Linked DNA regions of Homo sapiens: region 2 is linked to region 1. Evidence: chromatin contacts called from ENCODE Hi-C or POLR2A ChIA-PET data. All regions are on one chromosome and are shown on one strand. Each heading gives the region's core, a stretch centred on a gene start or an enhancer-like site at or near the end of the contact. The rest is flanking DNA. Distances are from core to core; before and after follow the strand shown.

Region 1 (4,090 bases), core at 1,349-3,848:
AGATGCATCAACTTAAAAAAAAATTAAAAAAAGAATCAACTTTATTTATAGTACAGATCTTCAGATAACAACTTGGTTATCTGAGTCCTTATGCCTAGGCAGAGAAGAAGTCACAAACTTGCATGAAGGACAAATGGCTTTTATAAGGAGGCATGTTGATGGCAGGTGTGAAAGTTGAGCTACTAACACCCAACAAGAAAAGAAACCCAACAAGCAAAAACTGGTAATATGGGGGTCTGGGGCCATTTCACGTTAGAGTCTTACGTATTTCAATAGGTTCTGGGAACATCATTATGCACAGTGAAAAATAATTCATGTTCAAAATCACAGCCCTGAATTGTTCATGAAAGTATAATTTCTCAGGATCTTTGCTATATGATAGCAGTGTAGCATGGAATACACCTGAGAAAGACAACCTATCAAAACAGTTAAAACACGATCCTTGACCATAGGAGACCTGAGGAAGACTGGGCCAAACACAGCACTTAATAGACAGAAAAACAAAAGGACAAAGGTAGCATGATTGATCCAACGTCAGTGGGTTTTTGGAAATAATCTGAGCTATTAAGCCAGGATACATGAATCTTATGCCACCGTGTTTGTGGCTGTTCCACAATTACAAAATTGGTCATTACAAACTGTAACTTGAGCTAGAAGACACTCATTGTTCAGCATTCTCAGAGAACTGAAGATTTACCTTAAGAAATATTGTGATCAGAAATGTGAATGTAAGTGGCCCTGGTGGGGAGCTGAGAGTGAGTTATAAGTCGTAGTTAATTGCTGTTGTTTGGAGGAGGTAGATCTTCTAAAACCCGAGAGAAAAAAAATAGCACTAATTGTTGGCCAGGAATAGAGCTGTACAAAGAACTTATGTTTAACACGTGGATAATAGGGAAACTAAGTCACACACATATGCAAAACTAGCAAATCTCCTTGCTTCTGTTTGGCTGACCACTAAACTCTATTGTTTTGAATCAACTAACTTTCAAAACATAGCTTGATGGTTTCTGTAAGCGTTCATCACTGCTAAATAAACTGAATAGGCAGTGTACTTGAAAGCACATTGCACAAGCAGGCAGGAGACTTGAGTTCAAGTTTCAGTGTACCTCCAGAACAAAGGCCGCAGGGTTGATATGTCAAATGAGTAAACTGAATGTGATAGCATCTTTAAGCTTCCTCAGGACTACTATTCATGTTTCTAGTCAGCTCTTAGCAAATAGAACTTAGGCAAATACAGGAAATCCATATACCCTGCAATACACAGTACAGACTAAGATTCCTATATTTGGGACCTTTGTTGCTACCAAGGCTCTCTGAGACATATTTTAAACAGAGGACTCTCATTTTCCTAAGCCCCACACTTCACTTTGCTGGTTTTCTTTTTTTTTTTTTTTTTTTTTAATTCTCTTACACTTTATCTTCTTATCCGGATGACATCTAGAAAATTAGACAGGACCTCAGAAGTCACTAATGTTATTTGGAACACTATTTGGGAAGTAAAGGCCCAGGGAGGAGAGGTGACTTTCATGAGGTCAATAACTCACTAGTGGAAATGTGAGAAGATGGCTTTTGATTCCCAGTTCAGGCCTGTCTACCAACTCTGAAAACTATTAAGAAATATAACTGCCCCCTAAAAATAACATACCATTTGTATCCAGGAAAAAGAGTCATGTCTGAACAGGCAATGGTCCTATATCAAAAGAAGACAGCTACTCGGGCCCAGAAGCAATGATCAGGCTGCAAAAGGAGCTGAAGTTGCTGTTCTTTTCCCACGACTTTGTGAAGATTTATGGTGTACATGGGAAATCTCGGCCCAAGGTCCTATAGGCAGCACTGGATCGGATCTCTAAGGAGTCCCTACAGCTATGAAGTTCTTAACATCTTTATTTCCTGGGAAGAGCTGGACTGACCTGACTTAAAATATCTGGTGAGTTTCTGAAGCTTTTCTACAAGGAATGAAACTTCCTAGTTTGAAATATCCAAACATGATAGATTTGAGCAAAGCATACCGAGCTGTAACATTACATTAAAAAAAAAAAATGAAGTGGGCTGGAGATTATGGAAGTCTCTGTAAATCCTGAGGGGAAAGATCATCTTATTTAAATACTGTCCATTCTTAGTTGCAGCACCGATCGGTAGGACCCACTGCCAGTTTTTGTATCTTTCTTTTTATTCTTTCAAATCAAAGCTGTTAATCAGCTGCTGGAGACTTCCTAGCATTGCAACACTCTTTCCTTCAAGAACCAGAGAACTGTCTCAATCCTGACATTAAATCAAAGGATTATCATATTTGACTAGCAGAGCTTTCAGATGAGTAGTAAGCCAATTAAAAGAAAAGAAAAAATAGAAGAAAAAAAAAAAGGAGTTTTTCACTCCTGACCTCCTGGCCTGCAAGCAGCTTTCCTTTGAAACGGCAAGAAGAAACGGCTCTCAAAGATACTTTCTCATATGCTGCCAACCGCAAAGGGAGTATTTTTCAGGGGATGCTTGTCTGGCCTGACTCGGACTTGTTTCAGGGTGTGTCATCATTCCTGTAAGAGGTTTGGCCTGGGCAAGACTGCATTCATTAGGAATTATTTCAAAAATCCAGAGCTGGCAGCCAGTGGGAGGTTTTTCTACACGGATGTGCACCTCCCACGTGCTCTGGTCACAGACACGACTGGGCTGGTAAGAGGGCCTGACGGAACCGTGCCAGGCCCAGACACAAGTCTTCCATTCTGACACGGAGTGCTGCCAAGTGGGAAGGAACCACATCCTTCCTCATCCTAAGTCCCCTTCTTAAATCGAGTAGTTGTTCAGACAGGGGAAGCACAGGGGGGAGGGAGGAGGAGACATCACTAGTTGGTGTTAATTATAACAAGGGGAAACCTTTATTCCCAATATAAAGTTTCTAAGTGAATTCAAGACAGAATCTCAAGGCCGGAAAGGCCTTTAAATGTCATTTTGATTCAAACTCCTTTTTCCAATATTCAAATCTCCCTGTGACATCCTTGCCAACTAGATGTCTAGGCCCTCTTTTAATATCTCTAGTGATGGTGAACTCATTACTAATGTAGTTTTCATATGGCCCTAATTGTAATAAATGTCTCTTTATGTTGAGCTGGACCCAAATCCCTTGTCATGTCAACCTACTTATCCTGGATGAAGTCTTTCGAGCCATGTTGGGCCTACGGTTCCCTCTTTCACAGACACCTATGGGCATTCAATACAGCAGTTCCAGTATTTCAAAGCAGCATTTCCATAACGTCATGGAACTTACTTTCAAAACTAGGAGACTAGGGGTTTTTGAAAGTATTTGTTCCCTTACTCCCCTCTCCAACCCTCAAAGTGAGAAAAACATACTGAGGAAATGAGAATGTCATTAAAACAGAAGGAACTATCATCAATTGATTAAGGCATCTCCCATGCTGCCTGAGCCGAAAAAGGAAATTGAAAAAGGAGAAAAGGAAGCAAGAAGAGGCCAGAAACGCAAATGGGCTGGCTCAGTCCAAGCTGAGCTTCTAGGGAACTGTCAGACACATCAGAGTACTAACTAAACGCCTGTTATAAGATGTTCAGCTGTACGTGCAAGCAAACTGGATAGGGGCCATGGGATGCACGGCACGCCTCAGCACAGGGAGGCAAAGCACGGGGTTTCATCATGAGCTTTACAGCCATATAGACCTGGGTTCAGGTCCTTCTCCACAGCTGTACAAGCTACTTAACCACATTGACTCTCAATTTCCTTATTGGTGGACAGGGTCAGTAAAGCACCTCACATGGAATTAGACAAGATGATTATCCCAGCACTTTGGGAGGCCGAGGCGGGCAGATCACGAGGTCAGGAGATCGAGAACATCCTGGCTAACACGGTGAAACCCCGTCTCTACTAAAAATACAAAAAATTAGCAGGGCGTGGTGGCGGGCACCTGTAGTCCCAGCTACTCGGGAGGCTGAGGCAGGAGAATGGCGTGAACCCAGGAGGCGAAGCTTGCAGTGAGCCGAGATGGTGCCACTGCACTCCAGCCTGGGCGACAGAGCAAGGCTCCATCTCAAAAAAAAAAAAAAAAAAAGAAAGATGATTATATGAGGTAATTTTGTAAAGCACCTG
Region 2 (4,173 bases), core at 566-3,065, 33 kb before region 1:
GAGTCAAGGCAGCCTGGCTCTATCAGGCAAGCCAGGCTATCATGAGCACTTGGGCCACCTCCCTGGATCTTCATTTCCTAAACTATCAAACAGGTAGAAGAGTCTCCAGCCCCTACCCCTGTACAATGGTTCCTGCGAAGTTCCTGATAATGTGTGTGAAATCCAGCCCTGCACCTGGCACACAGTCAACTGTTGACTTTGAAATAAAATCTTTCTCAAAGATCCGTGTGTGTGCCTGCATTTTGGGGTGGCAGTGTACTCTCTTTTTCATGTGATTTGTCCAGCAAATAATTTTGATATGGTAATATTTTTTAAATTCACTATATTCTATATGGTGCTATTTTTATTACCTCCTCAACTTGGGATCACAGGTTCCAAAATTTATGTCTACTCCAAAGGCAGCTTTTAACAGTTCAGCTTCCTGACACACTGCCAATGAGGCACAGCAAAAGAGACGTGTATTGAGCTGAAGTTTCCATTTCGAAGTCTTACAAACAGAACTTCTTCGAGTTTATTAGTGAAAATATTTAATACTATAATAAGCAAAAAAAGGAATATTGGGTTTGAATTTTGTATTACAATCATTTTCCTCCTGAAGAAAATGTTTCAGTGCTGTGAGGGGGCAGGATAAGCGTGTAAGGATATACCTTACCTACAAAGCATAGAAACCTATCACAGAGTGGTTCTTCAACAGTTTGCAAAATGATTACCTGTGATCCCTTAGATCTTAATCTTTTTTCTTAGTAATTTATATTCTAATAGACCCCAACTGGAGCATATTTCGTAAAAATAATATGGATGTCAGGAATCCAGAAACTCGTTGAAGTCACAAGCATGCTAAGTATAGCTGTGTGACTTCGAGTAATACAATTAAATACTTTGATCCTAACTTGTCTTACCCAACAAAGGTAGTTACAACAGCTCTGACTACCCCATGGTTTGGGTGTGAGACTGACATTGAATATGTACAATGCAAACTGCTTTTTTAAGCAAAGGGAGCTTTATTATTATTACTATAACTAGCACATTATAATTATAGAATCGCTATTATAATTATCCAAGCTTTAATTCCTTAAAGGGAAATAAAGCTTTCTTAAAAAATCATTTGCTTTTATCATCACCTAAGATGAAAATGTTGCTCCCCCATTCCTGAGGGGATAAGGGGATCACAGTACTGCTACCAGAAAAATCATGATCGGAAGTCAGAATCGTATGACTTCACGGCCAGTTCACTGCGTGTGAAAACACATTGCATGGCGCTAAGTTCTTATGCTTTTATGGTTTCTTTTTTATATTTGAGGATTCTCTTAAAAGGCCCACATGGAAGGACTCAGAACAAAATAAATGTCTTACTAATATGATACGCATGTAGATTGCTTTAGGGTTTTCAGAACATTTCTGCTTTGTTCCTCACATCAACCTGTGTTTCCGTTGAGATGGGAACCTGAGCACAGGGAGAGCCTCATGAAAGACCAACAAATCTGTCAGCATCCACAGATGCCTTGTAAAAGGCAATACTTTCATGTGCAGAGAGGTTGGTTGATCCCTCAAGATGCGCAATGATTTCTTTCTTCCCCCACTAGCCCAGAGCCAGTTGCTCTTTTCGTTTTTGTCAACAACATGTCCTTTTTGTTCCTCTCCCTCCAACTAGGAAGTGGCATCACTGTCAGACACAATACACCTCTTCATAAGGAAGGCAAATGAGTACGTGCCAGATGGGCTGAGGGGATTACAACATGTTTCCTGCTCCCACGGTGACGCAATGTGGCTGGTATGAGAACTTATCTTATTCAAGAAGTTAGCTTCCCCTGGCAGAATTATGAGTCACAGTTCCTGGATAGAAAGCTCTCTTACCAACAGCACTTGAGGTGGGGGCTGGGGACTCCTTGGATGGATTACAGTAAAGGTCATTCAGAAAAGTAACATGGTCAGGACTGCTGGGAAGGCACCAGCACTCATTAGCTTCTGGAACCTCCATGATCCTTCAGCAATGGTAACACAGTCACCTGTCCCTCTTCCTTCAGGATGAGGGAGGACATAAAACCACATGATGAATTACTGGCATGAACCCAAACACGTTCCATTATAAAACTGGACAGTCTGGGGGCAGGGGAAAGGATGTAAAGGGACATGTATTCAACCATTTAACACCTATGTATTGAGCATCTGCTATGTGTCTATGTGTCAGTATTATTCTGAGTGTTTGGATAACAAACAAAAGTTCCTGAACAAGTTCCTGCCCTCAGGCAGCTTAAAATCCAAGACAGAGGGAGGGAAGGAGGAAGAAAAAGAGATGGAGAGAAAGGAAAGAAGGGAGGCAGAAAAGGAGGAAGGACAGGGAGTTCAGGAAGAAAAAAAGGAAGGAAAAGGAGGAGGAAACAAGAGAAGAGGAAGAGGGAGGAGGAGGAGAGAAGAGAAAGAAGGCTAATATAATATCAGGGAATGTGAGTGTTACAAAGAAAACTAAAACAGGATGGAGGGAGAGAGAGTGACTGGTAGGGATTTTTAGTTAAGATGGTCAAGGAAGCCTCTGTGAGCAGATAGCATTCAAACATAGAACTAAATCAAATAAGAACAAACTAAAATCAAGAATTATATTTAACATATTTGAAAATCAGGACATCAAGAAACTCACCTATCAAACGCGACACCTAACCAAGCAGGACAGATGCTGGACTAAACAGCCAAGGAGCTGTCTCCTAGCGCATCCCAGCCGAATAACATCTCCGGTTATCTACAGCCATTCCTCTGTGAAGCCCCAAAGGGCCAACAAGGCTAGAAGTTACTGCTAGTTTCAGCACTGAGCTGTACTCTGTCCTACTTATACCACTCCTTTAGTACTATTTTTGGTTTCTAATACAATGTTTTATGTGGCATAGAAAAGCTGAAACGCACCCAGAAAAGATGATCAGGATGGTAGGAGAGCTCAAATCCATGTCATATGAAAAACAGTTGAAGGCATATATTGCAGAACACTGAGGTCATGGTTATATGGTAGCTAACTTAACATTGCAGAAGCCCTCTCACAAAGAAAAGGAATTAAAGCAACGATATGTAAAGTATGGTTTATGGTGTTCAGGGGAATTTTACATGAAAAGCTTTATAAAATGAGGACCTCTAGGTTCCCTTCATTACAATTAGAGAACCATTGCATTAGGTTTTGGTTGTTTTGTTTGTTTGTTTGTTTGTTTCTTTTTTTTTTTTCAGTCCTACAGTTGAACCAAGTAAATGTTTGGAAAGAGACAAATTTCAGTTTTAGATACTAAAATCAAAGAGACAAATTTCAGTTTTATGTACTAAAAACTTTCTAAGAATTTGATTAGTCCAAAAACATAGGCTGAAATGTAATGATTAATAGTCAGAGATAGAGAGTGATTCTGGGCATAATTCTGGGAAGAAGAGGAGATCTGAAAAGATGGACTTTCAAATAGCAAGTCTCTTCCATATCTAATTTCACGTGATCCAGGCCCATGATGACTGAGTTTGGTTTTCAAACTCTATAAAGGTCTTAGCTGGTTCCTCTTATAAAGCAACATCCAGAGAAAGAATGAGTCTAAAGACAGATCCTTTCTTTTTCCTATATAGAAACAATATGACAAAAACTCATTATTTTATTTAACATCTCAATGGATTATTACCACTGATAACTTTTCCACCACTGGCTCAAATTTGAAAAACAGATTGTGCTATTATCACTCCCATTTTTCCCCCATAGGACCTGAGGTAAGGGAAAAAAGCAATATTCTAGTTGGCTGAGTGTGAAGGTAATGAAAAATACCTGTGTTTAAACACAGCGGCCCACTGCCCCCTGTGTACTCTATCCCATGAAGACTAGAGACAGCAATGGTTCTTTCCATCATCAAAATTCTATTATTCTGCTTTATGATTATTTGCTACCGCAGAAGACAATGGACATGAATAACATTATGTTTATTTAAATTCATTTTCAGGAAGAGTGGACTCATTACCCTACGCATGACTTGCATTTTAATACATTGTCAAAAGCCATTCACTTACCTGAGGCATCACTTTGCAGGATTCCATAAAAGTAGAGACTCACTACACACCACAGAAGTGTCATCCTGTAACCATAAATACAAAGGTAAGGGAAATCACTTACTACTTTCAAGGGCTTAAATAATAATAACTAGCATTCATGCCTGCTGACTATAG

The links. Hi-C counts contacts between places; a loop is a spot of excess contacts on that map. ChIA-PET counts read pairs that join two places held with the same protein, here RNA polymerase II (POLR2A). Pooled maps may share reads with other maps.
Region 2: a loop to region 1 is called in a map of mammary epithelial cell, with 4 times the contacts of the local background. The contact joins two enhancer-like sites. A Hi-C loop is called at or near these places in 11 of 168 maps with a recorded cell type or tissue (A673, Calu3, MCF 10A and 8 more) and 10 of 50 pooled maps. POLR2A ChIA-PET finds 5 or more read pairs at or near these places in 10 of 52 experiments (A549, A673, AG04449 and 7 more).

Annotation. Positions count from the first base shown.
Region 1 is chr3:190,532,224-190,536,313 of GRCh38, reverse strand. All of the region lies in intron 1 of IL1RAP (interleukin 1 receptor accessory protein), which reads right to left. Among named protein-coding and RNA genes, the nearest start is that of IL1RAP, 20 kb to the right of the region's middle. Within about 2 kb of position 2,598, at least 25 of the 41 ENCODE cell types and tissues checked have a DNase peak (open chromatin) inside an H3K27ac peak, as active enhancers do; they include A673, PC-3 and mammary epithelial cell, where a contact is called at or near this core.
Region 2 is chr3:190,564,198-190,568,370 of GRCh38, reverse strand. It overlaps IL1RAP (interleukin 1 receptor accessory protein), which reads right to left. Exons shown (of 12, transcript NM_002182.4): 3 at 4,018-4,082. The coding sequence starts at 4,081. Among named protein-coding and RNA genes, the nearest start is that of IL1RAP, 52 kb to the right of the region's middle. RefSeq lists an enhancer at 1,315-2,514. Within about 2 kb of position 1,815, at least 16 of the 41 ENCODE cell types and tissues checked have a DNase peak (open chromatin) inside an H3K27ac peak, as active enhancers do; they include A673, PC-3 and mammary epithelial cell, where a contact is called at or near this core.